Linked DNA regions of Homo sapiens: region 2 is linked to region 1. The links are chromatin loops, found by intact Hi-C in ENCODE. Cell type or tissue: IMR-90. All regions are shown on one strand.

Region 1 (8,000 bases):
ACACCTGGCTAATTTTTGTATTTTTAGTGGAGACGGGGTTTCACCATGTTGGCCAGGCTGGTCTCGAACTCCTGACCTTGTGATCTGCCCACCTCAGCCTCCCTAAATGCTGGGATTACAGGTGTGAGCCACCATGCCTGGCCTTGTTTATCTTTTATTTTAAAATTTAAACAGGTTTATGGTAATACAGTTAAACTACATAGTTCATAGGACTTTTAGCAGATTGAGAGATGAAGACTTTATAATAGATTAATTTCACTACTATTTTTGAAAAAATGCAGCAGCTTTTAATAATAAATACCATTGAACAGTACTTTTTCTGACTTACGATTTGAATGCAGACAGAAATGGTAATGTGAACTGAAATAAAGTCTAATACTTTAAACCCTTGTGTTCTTTCAAATCTGTTTCCCTAAATTACAGCAATATACACCTTCTTTCAAATTATAAAAATAATTTATTGTTAATGCTGAGATATTAAGCTGAGATGAACTGGTATATTTCATACTGTATTTATTAACACTTTACATGCTGTCTGTTTTCTAAAGAGCTCAAACCAGTGATGAGTTTTATAGGCTCATTTTATTTTCCACTGCCATATTATAAGAAGATTCATAGCTGCTGAGAAAGCTGCCATAGAATATTATCTGTCATATTGTCTCAAGGCAACTAAATATATTGTTATAAGTAATCACTAATAAAGCACTAAGAAAAAAATATTAGCAATATTTGCAAAACGGTACACTCTGTGCTAATTTTATTGAAACAGAGTTGGGAAGTTGTAGACAATTAAAAATGCCATCAAATCTTACGCCAACTTAGACTTGGCCAAAATGTTCACCTATTTTTCCCCAAGTATTTGGTCTTTTTTTTTTTTTTTTTGAGACGGAGTTTCACTCTGTTGCCCAGGCTGGAGTGCAGTGGCGCGATCTCGACTCACTGCAAGCTCCGCCTCCCGGGTTCACGCCATTCTCCTGCCTCAGCCTCCCGTGTAGCTGGGACTACAGGCGCGCACCACCATGCCCGGCTAATTTTTGTATTTTTAGTAGAGACGGGGTTTCACCGTGTTAGCCAGGATGGTCTCGATCTCCTGACCTCGTGATCCGCCCGCCTTGGCTCCCAAAGTGCTGGGATTACAGGCGTGAGCCACCGCGCCTGGCTGTTGTCACTTTTTATGGCCCAATTTTACTCATACTTGGAAAGTCTCATTATGTACTAGCATGTTAGTGTTCTTTAGCATGTGAAAATTTTGGAGGGTTTTTTTTGGTCTTTCTCAGTTTAGACCATCCTCACCATAGTTAAAACTCACATCTCCCTCTCCCTCATCCTGGATAAGGTAAAACTGACTGTCAATAACCAGGTCTAAGAAGACAACACATCTATATAAAATTGCCATCATCTAAATATGTAGTCTCAACAGTTATTAAAATCTGTCTCCCTTCAACCTAAAAAGTGAAATAAAAGCAGTTTCTCCTTACTTACCTCTGTAAAAGAATATTATAACCTGCCAAGCACGGTGGCTCATGCTTATAATCCCAGCACTTTAGGAAGCCGAGGCAGGTGGATCATGAGATCAGGAGTTCGAGATCATCCTGGCCAATACAGTGAAACCCCATCTGTACTACAAATACAAAAATTAGCTGGTGGCGGGCTAATACAAAAATACAAAAATTAGTGGTGGTAGGCGCTTGTTATCCCAGCTACTCGGGAGGCTGAGGCAGGAGAATCACTTGAACCTGGGAGGTGGAGGTTGCAGTGAGCCGAGATTGCGCCACTGTACTCCAGCCTGGGTGACAGAGCTATACTCTGTCTCAAATAAAAAAAAAAAAAAAGAAAAAAGAGTATTATGACCAAGAGGCCGTAATATAATTTGAGTTTCTATGTATATGGCAGTGCCATGTAAATCTAGAATGTTAATATTTCCTCTTTCTTGCTATGTGAAATAATAAAACCATACTAGAGTTGACCCTTGAACATGATGCTTAGGAGGGCAGATATCCCCTGCCCCCTGCCCCGCCTAGTCTGTCAAAAATCCACGTATTTGACTTCCCCAAAACTTTACTAATAACCCACTGGTTACTGGAAACCTTACCAATAACATAAACAATTGATTAACGCATATTTTGTGTTATATGTATTGTATACTGTATTCTTACAATAAAGTAAGCTGGAGAAAAAATGTTATTAACAAAATAATAAAATCGGCTGGGCGTGGTGGCTCATGCCTGTAATCCCAGCACTTTGGGAGGCCAAGGCAGGCAGACCATGAGGTCAGGAGATGGAGGCCATCCTGGCTAACACAGTGAAACCCTGTCTCTACTAAAAATACAAAAAATTAGCTGGGCGTGGTGGTGGGCGCCTGTAGTCCCAGCTACTCGGGAGGCTGAGGCAGGAGGATCGCTTGAACCCAGGAGGCAGAGGTTGCACTGAGCCCAGATCGCGCCATTGCACTCCAGCCTGGGCAACAGAGTGAGACTCCGTCTCAAAACAAGCAAACAAACAAAAAATCATAAGGAAAAGATATTTATTGAAAATATGTGGATCGTTGTAAATGTCTTCATCTTTGTTGTCTTCATGTTGAGTAGACTGAAGAAGAGGAGGGGTTGGTTGGTCTTACTGTCTTAAGGGTAACAGAAGCACAAGAAAATCTGTTTATAAGTAGAACCACGTGGTTCAAACCCATGTTGTTTAAGGGTCGGCTGTATTTCTAAAGTCTAAAGAGAATCATGGACATTGTGACTCTGGGGTGTTTTCTTTCGTATTAGTCTTGTGTTTGTTTTCGTCTTTACATACTATGTATCTTAACTCTTAATCTGTAAACTTTTGGTTATTAGGCATACACATATGGTGGATCTATGGATGTGTCTATTCATTAGTTCCACTATATTTTAGAATTCTTGGTAACTTTTTTGGTTTATATTTTATGAAAAACAAAGGGCCCCCTTTTCTTTTGCAAGGTGTATTCTATAGCTGTGTTCGCTATATTATAAAATTAGGAGAGTAATTCTAACTTCTCTGCTGAGTAGGTGCTTTTTAAATTTCTTTGGTATATCAGATTCTCAAGCTTCATTACATAATATATCTCTGTGGCATAACTCCTGAAGATAATATAGGGATCCAGTGTGACGGTTTGGCTATAAATATTTCACATGATTTAGAATAATCTAATCTCAAATCCACAATTGCAGTTTATTATAGTTATGGATGTTTGGACCCTGGAAAATTAACCTTTTAATTTAAATTAAAGTAACAGTTTGATTATTGGGAATATTGTATTGAACATTTATAATGATTTGCTTTTGGAATTATACTGATGAATAGAGTGAAAACATTTTCCAGAGAGTCCACAAGATGGCACTTGCCAACTTGTTTCCTCTGTTTTTCCTTAACTTATGGAAATGCAGCAAAATTTAAGAAGGAACATCTAAATATTTATGCCCTTAAAATGCTAAAGTTTAGATTTCTAGAAGCTTTAGTCAAGACTCCTTGAAATTGATGAGCTTCAATTTAACATTTTAAACAGTGTTCATTTCCGGTATAGGAGCCAAAATCCTTTGTTGAAGATCCGTAAAACACACTGGGATCTGTAGAATACAAAGGGCTGCCTGCATTCACTATGTTTGCCTTTACTTTTAAAGTAATAATATGATTTATGAGGCTTGTAGTCTATATGTCTCATTTCTAGACATCTTAAAATATGGACATTTATTAGAACAATGGGTATTAGTAATTGCTCTAAAGTAACTGTTATTTTTTATTTAAAAACAAGATGATGTAGTTGGAATATATTATGTAATTTTTAATTATGAATGAAATTTAATAAGTGGAATGGTAATGAAGGACGACAGGAATCTACCCAATCACAGTGTTAATTAAATTAGGCTTCTTTTTTACTCTTGTATATTTGACAATTAATACTGCTTTAGATGTTTACTGTTTACATTAACATTGTCATTAGGGAAGGGAATGATGTTGAAATTATGTTGAGGTTGGTAGGGAAGTTTTATATTGTTTATTGCTTTCTGAAATCTTGTCAATAATTTCAATGGAAAGAGCTACATGTTCATAGAAGACTAAAACATTAAAGTGTATCAACTAAAATCTAGAGCAAATTAGGTTTAGGTCTATAGCATTCTGATTTTTCTCAGCCTCATCATAAAAATCATCAAGCAAATAGTATCAAAGACATATCATAGAATAAGAAAAGCCCAAGGAACTTTCTCTTGAAACCTAAGACTTGCAAAAATCTAAATATAAGCTTATAACCATGTATTTTAGAGAGTTGTGAAAGCACTCATTTTTTTTCTTCATTCTTGTGAAGGTTTGTTGAAGAAAGAATCTATTACATATGAAGAAAGAATCAATACAGGTTTCTTTTTAAAAACGATTTTGTATGTACTGGCTGCTAAGCTTGCATAATGAATATGTTCTGTGAGGAGGCTGCACGTTGAAAACTATTCCTTTGTTAGCTTGCCCTTTCTTCTGTCAAGGGTTTAGTGTTCAGTTTCAGGTTACCATCATTTATGTGATACTATTTTGCACAAGATCTCTTTTTAGAAGCTAATAAAACACAGCCAGGCACAGTGGCTCACGCCTGTAATCCCAGGACTTTGGGAGGCCAAGGCAGGCAGATCACAAGGTCAAGGGATCGAGACCATCCTGGCCAATATGGTGAAACCCCATCTCTACTAAAAATACAAAAATTAGCTGGGTGTGGTGGTACACACCTGTAGTCCCAGCTACTTGGGAGGCTGAGGCAGGAGAATCGCTTCAACCGGAGAGGCAGAGGTTGCAATGAGCCAGGATCGCGCCACTGCACTCTAGCCTGGTGACAGAGCGAGACTCCATCTAAAAAAAAAAAAAAAAAAAAAAGCTTATAAAACACATTCTGTAATTTTCATTGAATTTATAGAAACGTTAATTTAAGGTAAATTAATTTTAGAACTAAGGAACTTCTTGAGAAACATGGATCAGAGAGTATTATATGTAGGAGCAGATGTAAGGGATATACACATAGCACACAGAGCAGATTCATCCACTGACATCTTTGAAAGATCTTATTTTAAAAGTGTTTATTTTCCCCATGGATAAAATGAAGATTGAGCTTTCAAACGTGCCTATTTCTAGTTATTTTTTTCCAGAATTAAATTCTAAGAAATTTCTGAAAATGAAAAAAAAAAAAACTTGCGTGGAGCAGTAGATGCTCCCTTTTTTTCTCTGTTTAGATTTATAGTCCACATTTGAGACCAAGTGAAAATTAAATAGCTCAAACTGACTTTTGTTCTTTCTGAGTCTTTCCCATCATCTCTTGTGAAAATGTAGACATGTATGCAGTTGTCAATGAAAGGATTTGTCTTTTCAGTTGGCTGACTGATTGGCTAGCTTATTTATTTATTTATTTATTTATTTTTAAGACGGAGTCTTGCTCTGTTGCCCAGGCTGGAGTGCAGTGGCACCACCTCAGCTCACTGCAACCTCAGCCTCCTGGGTTCAACTAATTCTCCTGCTTCAGCCTCCCGAGCAGCTGGGACTACAGGCGCATGCCACCAAGCCCAGCTAATTTTTGTATTTTTCATAGAGACGGGGTTTCACCATATTGGCCAGGCTGGTCTCAAACTCCTGACCTTATGATCCACCCGCCTCGGCCTCCCAAAGTGCTGGGATTACAAGCATGAGCCACCGTGCCCGGCCGTCTAGCTTATTTTTTTTTAATGAATGTATGAGTTCTGAAGTTTGATTCTATGCTCAGATACATTTTGCTCATTTCTTTTCTGATCCCTGTTTTCATGTATGTGGGACCTCCCTGGGTTTTTTTGGCCCATGGCAAGCACTTTTTAAGATAATTATCACATCCCCCTCACACTTAGTCTAGTAAAACTACTGATGTTAACCTAAGAACAGTGGAACTGTAAGGAGTCATGCTCATTTATTCCTAAAAGATTACAACTTTTTTTAAAACAAAAGTGTAACACATATAAAATATACAATGCATAAGTGTATTTAAGTAAAACATAAAAAGAACTAAAAAAGTAAAATACAGCAATCATAAGCTCCATGATTAATTTCAAACTGATCACATCTATGTAAGTACTACTCAAGTCAAAAGATATAACATTACTAGCATAGTCCCCCTCAAAACCTCTCTTAGTCACTGCCCTCTTCTGCCTCCCCAGAGTTTATCACTATCCTGACATCTAACACTATAAGTTAGTTTTGCCCTTGTGTTTTTTTAATGTCTTCTTTTTTCTCTTTGGTAGTGGTTATAAAATGTTTTTGTAATACTAGAGTCTTCATTAGAATCCAGTTTAGCCAAGTAAAATGCTTCTGAATCTCATTGGTGGGGGAAAGGGAGGAGGCTGTACATGTGAGGGAAAACTGTATTTTAAAATATGTTTTAAATTTTAAATTAAAAAAAGAACACAATATTTCTTGATATATAACTGTTTATTTTAAACTGCTGAAATATATCAATAGCAGCTAAAGGTATGTGTGTGCTCTTGCTTACAGAAAAAGTGACCCACAGCATCCTAACCTTACACTTGTTTTGATACTCGCCAGCAAAGGAGGAAGAGAGTGAATGGGTGGGGTTAAGGATTACTGGGGGACATTTCTGGGTCACAAAGTGATATAGCCAGAACTCTGGAATTTCTCTAAATTAAATGTTTTATGTTAAAAATTAGTGTGAATTTGCTGGCCATCAGAGAAATGCAAATCAAAACCACTATGAGATACCATCTCACACCAGTTAGAATGGCGATCATTAAAAAGTCAGGAAACAACAGGCGCTGGAGAGGATGTGGAGAAATAGGAACACTTTTACACTGTTGGTGGGACTGTAAACTAGTTCAACCACTGTGGAAGTCAGTGTGGCAATTCCTCAGGGATCTAGAACTAGAAATACCATTTGACCCAGCCATCCTGTTACTGGGTATATACCCAAAGGATTATAAATCATGCTGCTATAAAGACACATGCACATGTATGTTTATTGTGGCACTATTCACAATAGCAAAGACCTGGAACCAACCCAAATGCCCAACAATGATAGACTGGATTAAGAAAATGTGGCACATATACACCATGGAATACTATGCAGTCATAAAAAATGATGAGTTCATGTCCTTTGTAGGGACATGGGTGAAGCTAGAAACCATCATTCTCAGCAAACTATCGCAAGGACAAAAAAACCAAACACCGCGTGTTCTCACTCATAGGTGGGAATTGAACAATGAGAACACATGGACACAGGAAGGGGAACATCACACACCGGGGCCTGTCGTGGGGTGGGGGGAGCAGGGAGGGATAGCATTAGGAGATATACCTAATGTTTAATGACGAGTTAATGGGTGCAGCACACCAACATGGCACATGTATACATATGTAACAAACCTGCACGTTGTGCACATGTACCCTAAAACTTAAAGTATAATAATAAAAAAAAAATTCGTGTGTATTTGATACTGTACTTCACAGTTTGTCTACTTTTAATAGAGTATTTCATATCATCAGGAAAAAAATATTTACAATTGCTTCCTAAGTTAATGGGCAAAATGCTGATGAACTGTTACTTATGGAAAACTTCATTGAATTAAGTATTCAGACATGTATAAGTCTGTTAACAGAAATTAGAAGAATTTATTTTATTGCTTTGTGATACATGTTCAGGCATTCGTCATGAGGGATGCTGAATAGCTCAGACGGTGTTTTCATCTTTAGTAGGAATGCAATAGATGTTTCATCTGCTGAGAAGTTAAATTGCTTTGTCATATGAAAAATAGAGTTGCTTACTCAAAAGTTAGCATCTTTTACTGTCTCAAAAATTTGTTAAAGGAATGTTTTCAGTAACAAAAGATAATGGTTCTGTGATGATACAGTAGCTTCTGGGGTGCTCAGTGGCCTTAATGCTGACAACTTGACAATAATTTTACCTGCTTATAGCCCACACCCATGAATTTTTTTTTAGCTGATCTCACATCTCTTTGTTTATTGGCAAGCATTTT
Region 2 (8,000 bases), 82 kb after region 1:
TTCAAACAGTGTTATGAAACATCTACTGAAGGCAACCAAGCACTGTTTCTATGTATTATAAAATTGCATCTTTTTTTTCTTACTCTGTTTGCAAGCATGGCTTTTGCATGTTCTCATATCTTACTTTTTTAAAACTGTTTCTTCAGTTATATAGCATAGCAATTCACCTGTTTCAAGTGTACAGTTCAGTGGTTTTTGGTACATTCACAAAATTATGACATAATCAATTTTAGAACATTTAATGCCCCTGAAAAGAACCTCTACATCTATTTGCCCTCACTTTCTGTTTCTCAGCTCTCCCAGCCCTAGGCAACCACTAATCTACTTTTGTCTCTATTGATGTAAACAACCTAGACATTTCATATAAATGACATTATATATGTTCGTGACTGACATTTTTCCCTTAGCATAATGTTTTCAAGGTTTATCCATGTTGTGGCATGTATAAGTACTTTGTTCCTTTTTACTAATGAATAATATTAGAAAAATATTCCAGTAGTTGATGGACATTTGAGTTGTTTCTACTTTTTGGCTATTATGAATAATACTGCTGTAAATAATGTTATTATGAATAAAATTGTGTGCAAGTTTTTGTATAAACATATGTTTTTATTTCTTTTGGGTATATACCTAGGAGTGAAGTTGCTGGGTCGTATTGTAACTCAAAAGTAACCTTTTGAGGAATCATGGAATGGTTTTCCAAAGTGGTTATATCATTATAGTCCCACCAGCAGTGTATGAAGTTTCCAGTTTCTTCACATCCTTTTCAACACTTGTTATATCTCTTTGAATATAGACATCCTAGTATATGTGAAGTGCTATCTCATTAAAGATTGATTTGCACCTTACTCTTGAATGGTATTTCATTTAAAAACATTTTTATCTGGCTGGGCGCGGTGGCTCACACCTGTAATCCCAGCACTTTGGGAGGCCGAAGCGGGTAGATCACGAGGTCAGGAGATCGAGACCATCCTGGCTAACACGGTGAAACCCTGTCTCTACTAAAAAAATACAAAAATTAGCCGGGCATGGTAGCTGTAGTCCCAGCTTCTCAGGAGGCTGAGGCAGGAGAATGGCATGAACCCGGGAGGTGGAGTTTGCAGTGAGCCTAGATTTCGCCACTGCACTCCAGCCTGGGCAACAGAGCGAGACTCCGTCTCAGAGAAAAAAAAAAAAATTTTTTTTTATCCTCAGCATGGTTTTTATTCACTAGTATTCTGTCTATTCAAACTTCAATTCTCTCTCAAAAGTATGCATACATAACAGTGGATTTAAAGTAGAAGGTAGAGAAAGCCAAAAAGCTGATTTCAAGATATTTTTGGCTTTTGTATTTTTAAGGCATTGTATAAAGCAAATTTTATTATTTCATTTAAGGGTAGAGTTGAGTTTCAAGTACATTTTGGGGCTAATAGAAACTTGTACATAAAGAGGATGACTGTCTCTCTAGTTATCTACTTTGCAAAGAAGAACTAGAATCTCAGGTGTGTATCTGCTTTAAGGTACAGTGGAAGACATGCTAGATTCTCTTTAAGATCTGTTTTTTAGTAACTAGATACAGTCCTAGCCTATGTTGATAATGTGATTCCTTTTCTGTGAATGATTTGGAGTCACCAAATTTTTTTTAATGGACTTAACAGTTTTATAAATATAATATTAGCTAACATTTCCAAATCTTTACTCTTCCAGGCATTATGGTAAATATGTGAATTATCTTTTAGATAACCCAAACTTTTTCTGGCACCCATACAAGGTGATAATGTGTGGTACGTTAAGGTAAATGCATGAGATTGATCATGGCCCAGTGTGACTGGCTCAAGGACTTCAATGTATCAGACACTCTTTGGCCTCTGAAAGGGCTGGGCAGGTTTGCTGTCTTGTAACCCGTAACCTCTGTTCTTGGCAACAGGTTGGAAAATTAAGTTTTATCTATAAAATAAGACCATGTGGTAGATACTATTTTTCCCCCATTTTACAGAAGAGAAAACCAAGGCTTAACTTGCTCAAGAACAAACAGCAATAAAACTGAGAAATATAACTTGTTTAAAAACAATATCTGGCTGGGCACGGTGGCTCATGCCTGTAATCGCAGCACTTTAGGAGGCCAAGGTGGGCAGATCACCTGAGGTTGGGAGTTTGAGACCAGCCCGACTGACATGGAGAAACCCCGTCTCTACTAAAAGTACAAAATTAGCCAGGTGTGGTGGTGCATGCCTGTAATCCCAGCTACTTGGGAGGCTGAGGCAGGAGAATCACTTGAACCTGGGAGGTGGAGGTTGTGGTGAGCCGAGATCGCACCATTGCACTCAAGCCTGGGCAATGAGTGAAACTCCATCTCAAACAAACAAACAAACAAACAAAAAATTCAAAAACAGTCATAAAACATGCAGCACTTTATCTAAGTTGACAAGAGGTATGACACAGGAGTAAACTCTTAGTTTTTATTTTTTTAATTTATTTTTTATTATTTATTTATTTATTTTTTGAGACGGAGTTTTGCTCTTGTTGCTCAGGCTGGAGTGCAATGGCACAATCTCGTGCCACAACCTCCACCTCCCGGGTTCAAGCGATTCTCCTGCCTCAGCCTCCCGAGTAGCTGGGACTACAGGCATGCACCACCATGCCCAGCTAATTTTGTATTTTTTAGTAGAGACGGGGTTTCTCCATGTTGGTCAGGCTGGTCTCGAACTCCCAACCACAGGTGATCCACCTGCCTCAGCCTCCAAAAGTGCCGGGATTACAGGCATGAGCCACCGTGCCCAGCCTACTCTTAGTTTTTAAATCAATGCCATTTTAGTAATTAAGATTTTAAAGTTATCAACACATTACTATTTTTATAAACAGATATACCTTTGTTTAAAGCCTTTAAAGATAAGGTTTATTCCAACTTATTCTCAAGGGTTAACTTTCCACCCCCGTAGTCTCAAAAGAAAAAAGCCAAATTAAGTGCATTTGAAGTTTAATAATTTAAACAAAAATCCCATTATACGATCACTTGGTAATTATTTGTACTTATAAAAATAATTTTATAGTAACCTTGTATAACTTATCAAAGTAAAACAGCAATAATTCTTTATAAAAATAAGCGTATTTGCATCTGTGTAATTTATTATATTTCTGTTATAAAAGCAGCACATAGATATGGTTAAAAAATTTTGAAATAAAAGTGTTTAGAATGATAAATTATAGTACTTTCCCACCGTGACATACTTCTAGTTCCACTCCCTAGAGATAACACCATTCACAATTACTTTCTATCCTTCCAGAAACTGGTCATGCATAAAATATACTTCTGTTTTTATGGCATATGTGCATATTGTGTTTTATTTTAAATGAAAATCATTAAGGAGTGGCTAACTGTAACAGCAAAGATGATCTCTAGTCTTTGCAGAGGTTTGCCCTATTGTCTGCCTGACTATATAGTTGTGCAATAAACAGCTAATGCCTGACAAAAGCCATCATTACCTTGTGTATTTAGTTTTAGCTAATTGGTAGTTTAAGATCATGTTGAGCCAGATTCTGTGAGTTTAGCTTCAGTGCCTATGAGGAGGTTGATGATCAGTGATAGAATGGACAACGAGATAGTCAAAAAGGACTCATCTGTGTTCTGTAAATGTAGTTGTTATTTAATTTATTGTGGCTTTGAGTTTAGAATACTGATAAAATTCTATTAAGCAAGGGATTTCTGTGAGAGGGTAATACAATCTTTACAGTTCTGAAGATTTTGTGTGAAGAAACTATTGCTGCTATCTTAGAAAATGATAAAATGCACTGAAGTAAAAAATGTAATTTTGCTAATGATTGAAAACACCCAACAATTCCTAATTGAATCTCAAAACATTAGGTTGACTTATAAAGTGAGCTTGGCCAAAGAGTTCCTGAGTAAAGCCAGAGAATCATAGTAGATACTGATAAAGGGGCTTTTGCAGTTTTAAAATATGAAAATTGGTTGAAAGCATTTTTCATGTTAAAGAAGAAGGATCAAAAGGAACTGGGGAAGGATTATGCTGCTAGTAGGCGTTGACGTGTAATGTACTGTGTGTTCTTTTGATCTGATAGCTCATGATAGGTTCAGTTGGTTACCATGGTTTCATTCCATTTCCTGCAAACCTTCTTGTTGTGCTATTTGGAATAAGTGAAAAATAATGTTCTGTAGAACATTTTTCAAAACTGTTTTTCTCCTCTTAGTTTAGATTATGAATCATTTTATGGGAAAATTTTAAGATATAAGAGTAAGTGATAACACATGATGACAGTAACATTTAGTTCTGCAGTATTAGAAAATTAATATTGATGAAGGGGATAGCACAATTTATTTAAAATATAATATATTATCAGTGCTAAAAAGCTTTTTAAAAACATTGATATAATAATTCCAGTTTATGTGAGGTACCCTTGCTCAGGTGTTCTTTAATAAAACAAACCATAGAAAGTAATTGATGTGACACAGTAGGAAATGGCTAGTTTAACATAAGGCATCCCTTACTTGAAAAAATTGATGTGTTCCTGAAAATGTGTTGCAAATTGAACTGTATTGTAAAAGCACAAGAGGAGATAGCTGTTCAAAAAGATTAGCATTTTTTCCCTGACAAATATACAATACAAAAAATATTTTAAAATGTAGGAAAACACAAAGGCAAAAAGCACCCCAATTCTACTATCCAGAAATAATCACTGTTAAAACTGTGTTGTATGAAATTCTAGCATTTTCCCGAGTTATACAGAAATGACTTTATACAAGGTACACTATATTATGGTATGCTTTTTTTCAGTTAGCTGTGTATTATGAATATTTTCCATGTTGATAAATATATGAGAAGTTTGCTATTTGAATTAATTCTTCGTAAGGTTAAGTTTCACCTCCCCTTTTTAAAAATTCTGATTTTCACTTACATTTACTTATTTAAATGTAGGTCTATCAGTAACTTTGTTTTTATTACCACGTGTACTATATATAAAATGCAGAAAAGTAGGAAAAGGAAAATATTACCTATAATCTCATGGCCCTCAAAGACAAACATTATTTTTTGGCATTTATTAAATGTATTTTTGTTGTTCTCCCTGTTGCTTTGTTTTTAGAAAATTGCAATATCCTTCTAGGTGCTGGAGATACAAGGAAAAACAAAACAGTCAAGATCCCTGGCCTTATGGAGCTTAACAGTTTATTAGGTAGAGAGAGGATTAGACTTTAATGAATTGTCCCACAAATGCCAAGCTAAAAACTGAGGCAAATGCTGTGGAAGGAAAGCAAGGGAGATACGAGTGCATAAAGGAGGATCTGATCTAAACCCAGAGTCTCACTCTAAATCTAAATTGCAATCAGGGAAGGCTTTTCTGAGAAAGGAAAGTCTGATTTGAGAACTGAAGCGTTGTGAGAGTGATCTAAGGAAAGAGAGTGAGTGAGAGGGCAAAGAGAAAGAACCTAGAAGCCCGACCAGCATGTCCATGCAAGGGCTGCAGTGCACATCTCTGAACTGAAAGAAGAGGGTGGCCGGGAGCACAGTGAGTTGGAGAGGGAAGAAGTGAGGCTGCACATCTGCTTCTTGTAGGCCCGGTTAAGAATTTTGCTCTTTATTCTAAGAGCTGGGCTGTGACATAACCCAAGCTTGAATTTCCTTTTGGTTTCTGAAGAATAAACAGCTGAAGTAGATCAATAGTGGATGCACACAAGAAAGTTACTTGTTACCTTTTCTCTTAGTAACCTCTTCATGTCCATTGCCCTATATATTTTGTGTATAGTATTTATGCAACCATTTATTATATTTACCATGCAAGCTTTCTCTATTTTTGTTGGTCTTTGACATAATTTAATTTTTCCTGGTTACACTTCAGTGAATCTTTTTCTAAGTGAAAATTTTATTTTATAAAATTTATTCCATTTTTCTTTGCCCTAGATAGCACACCTCCACAAGATATTTGATAGTTACTTTTTTTTTTTTTGAGATGGAGTTTCGCTCTTTTTGCCCAGGCTGGGGTGCAATGGCGCAATCTCAGCTCACTGCAACCTCTGCTTCCTGGGTTCAAGCGATTCTCCTGCCTCACCCTCCCGTGTAGCTGGGCATACAGGCACCTGTCACCACGCCCGGCTAATTTTGTATTTTTAGTAGAGACGCAGTTTCACCATGTTGGCCAGGTTGGTCTCGAACTCCTGACCTCAGGTGATCCACCCGCCTTGGCCTCCCAAAGTACTGGGATTACAGGCGTGAGCCACTGCGCCTGGCCTTGATGGTTACGTTTTAAAAATTTTTATGAGACAGGGTCTTGCTCTGTTGTCTAGCCTGGAGTATGATCATAGCTCACTGTAGCCTGGAACTCCTCAGCTGAAGTGATCCTCCTGCCTCAGCCTCCCAAGTAGCTAGGCCTACAGGCACATATCACCGCACCTGGCTAATTTTTTCATTTTTATGTAGAGACAGGGTGCCACCAGGCTGGTCTTGAACTCCTAGCCTTCTCCTGAACTCCTGGCCCGAGAAGCAATCCTCCCTTCTCCGGGTCCCAGAGTGCTGTGATTGTAGTTGTGAGTCACTGCCCCTGGCCTTGGTAGTTACATTTACTTTCTTCTAGATTTCATGGTGTGTTAACATGTAACTTGTTTATCCACCAATAATTTATTTTGATATTCGATAAATATTTTCCCAACTGTATTGTATTTAATACTTTCTTCAAAATATTAATAGGTACACAGAAGTAAAGTAGAATATATTTGGGGATTGTTGCATACTGTATCCCTGTCCTGGTGATATTTCTAAAGACTCTGAGAAGTTCTGCAGTGAAACAAAATGAACATACATATACACATAAAAACTGACAGTTTGTTATTTCCCTAACTTTTTTGAAAACAGATAACACTAATGCCTCACAGAATACCATATGGTATAATTCTTAAGATTTGTTTGCTAATGGCTAAGCAGTGGTTCCAATTCAATCTGGGTGACCTTTCCACCCCTCTTCCCAATTTTGGGGAATTATTCTTAACATCTTATTGATGTCAACTCTACTTTGGAATTTGACAAGCTCCTCAAAATTGAGGTTACATTTATTTTTCCTGTCCTTAATTTTAGTCAAAAAGACATGGCTAAGCACATAGATCAGGTGTTGGCAAACTTTTTCTGTAAAGGATCCTATAGTAAATATTTTAGGCATTGCAGGCCAATTGAGAATATTATGTTATATAGATGCTTGTGTAGCCATTTAAAAGGTAACCACTGAAAAATTTAAAACCAATGTTTAGCTTGTTGGTGATACAATAATAGGCAGTGGCCTAGATTTGGCTCTAGAGCTAAAGTTTGGCAACCCCTGTCTGTTACTGCTACCATCTTTGGCAAATCTTTGACCTCTTTACACAATCTAGAGTTGACATATATACTGAGTCACAGACACAGGGACAAGAAGATATTCACAGGATGTAAGTGTTTTTATTTTCACTTTGCTTTTGTTGTTCACATGTAATTGCTACTATTTTTATTGCTGATTTTTAAACTTACCTATACTGTGACTCTTTCTAATTCATATGTATCGTGTCTGTCTTCTCCTGAGTGCCCTCCTTTTCAGTTACCAAAGTTTTTCTTAGACTAGGCTTCTTACAGCACTTTTTCATTCAAAAAGAATCTACTGGTATAAATGTATATAAAAAAGGAACTGAGAAGGTAACAAGGCTGTGTGGGGGTCTAGGAACCAAAGGAGCCCGTCCTACTGACAGCCAAGGAGTTTTAAAGCTCTGTGACTCCCTCAGGATTTTCTTGGAATTTTCTAAGCAAGCCCAATCTCCATAAAAATAACTAAAATTGTACTCTTTATTTTTCCTATATCATTGTAACAGACAAACAAAAGCATATTTTGGGGTGGCAATACTAGGTAATCGGGAATATTTTAGGGACTTCCTGTTTATACATTTTTTTAGTTTATTAATTTTGTTATTATGGTAGAATTCTTAGACAAGAATTTTCTGCCACTGTTGGGGAGAAAGTTAACATAGGATCACCTTTTAAAAAATTTATAGTATT

Evidence for each region. Hi-C counts contacts between places; a loop is a spot of excess contacts. Peaks named below come from ENCODE experiments on the same cell type or tissue, not always from the same donor. Only the 100,000 strongest peaks of a DNase experiment are listed, where the experiment ranks them.
Region 2: it touches region 1 in a loop (2.1-fold over the local background); 2 of 110 quality-filtered maps call a loop at or near these places.

What each region holds. Positions count from the first base shown.
Region 1 is chr2:174,981,239-174,989,238 of GRCh38, reverse strand. The region is part of intron 1 of CHN1 (chimerin 1); the gene reads left to right. Among named protein-coding and RNA genes, the nearest start is that of CHN1, 20 kb to the left of the region's middle. In IMR-90, a CTCF peak has its summit at 3,359 (motif pointing right); a DNase peak (open chromatin) is centred at 3,388; H3K27ac peaks cover 644 bases.
Region 2 is chr2:174,898,743-174,906,742 of GRCh38, reverse strand. All of the region lies in intron 5 of CHN1 (chimerin 1), which reads left to right. Among named protein-coding and RNA genes, the nearest start is that of CHN1, 100 kb to the left of the region's middle. In IMR-90, no CTCF peak of the experiment used is centred here; no DNase peak of the experiment used is centred here; H3K4me3 peaks cover 244 bases; H3K27ac peaks cover 197 bases.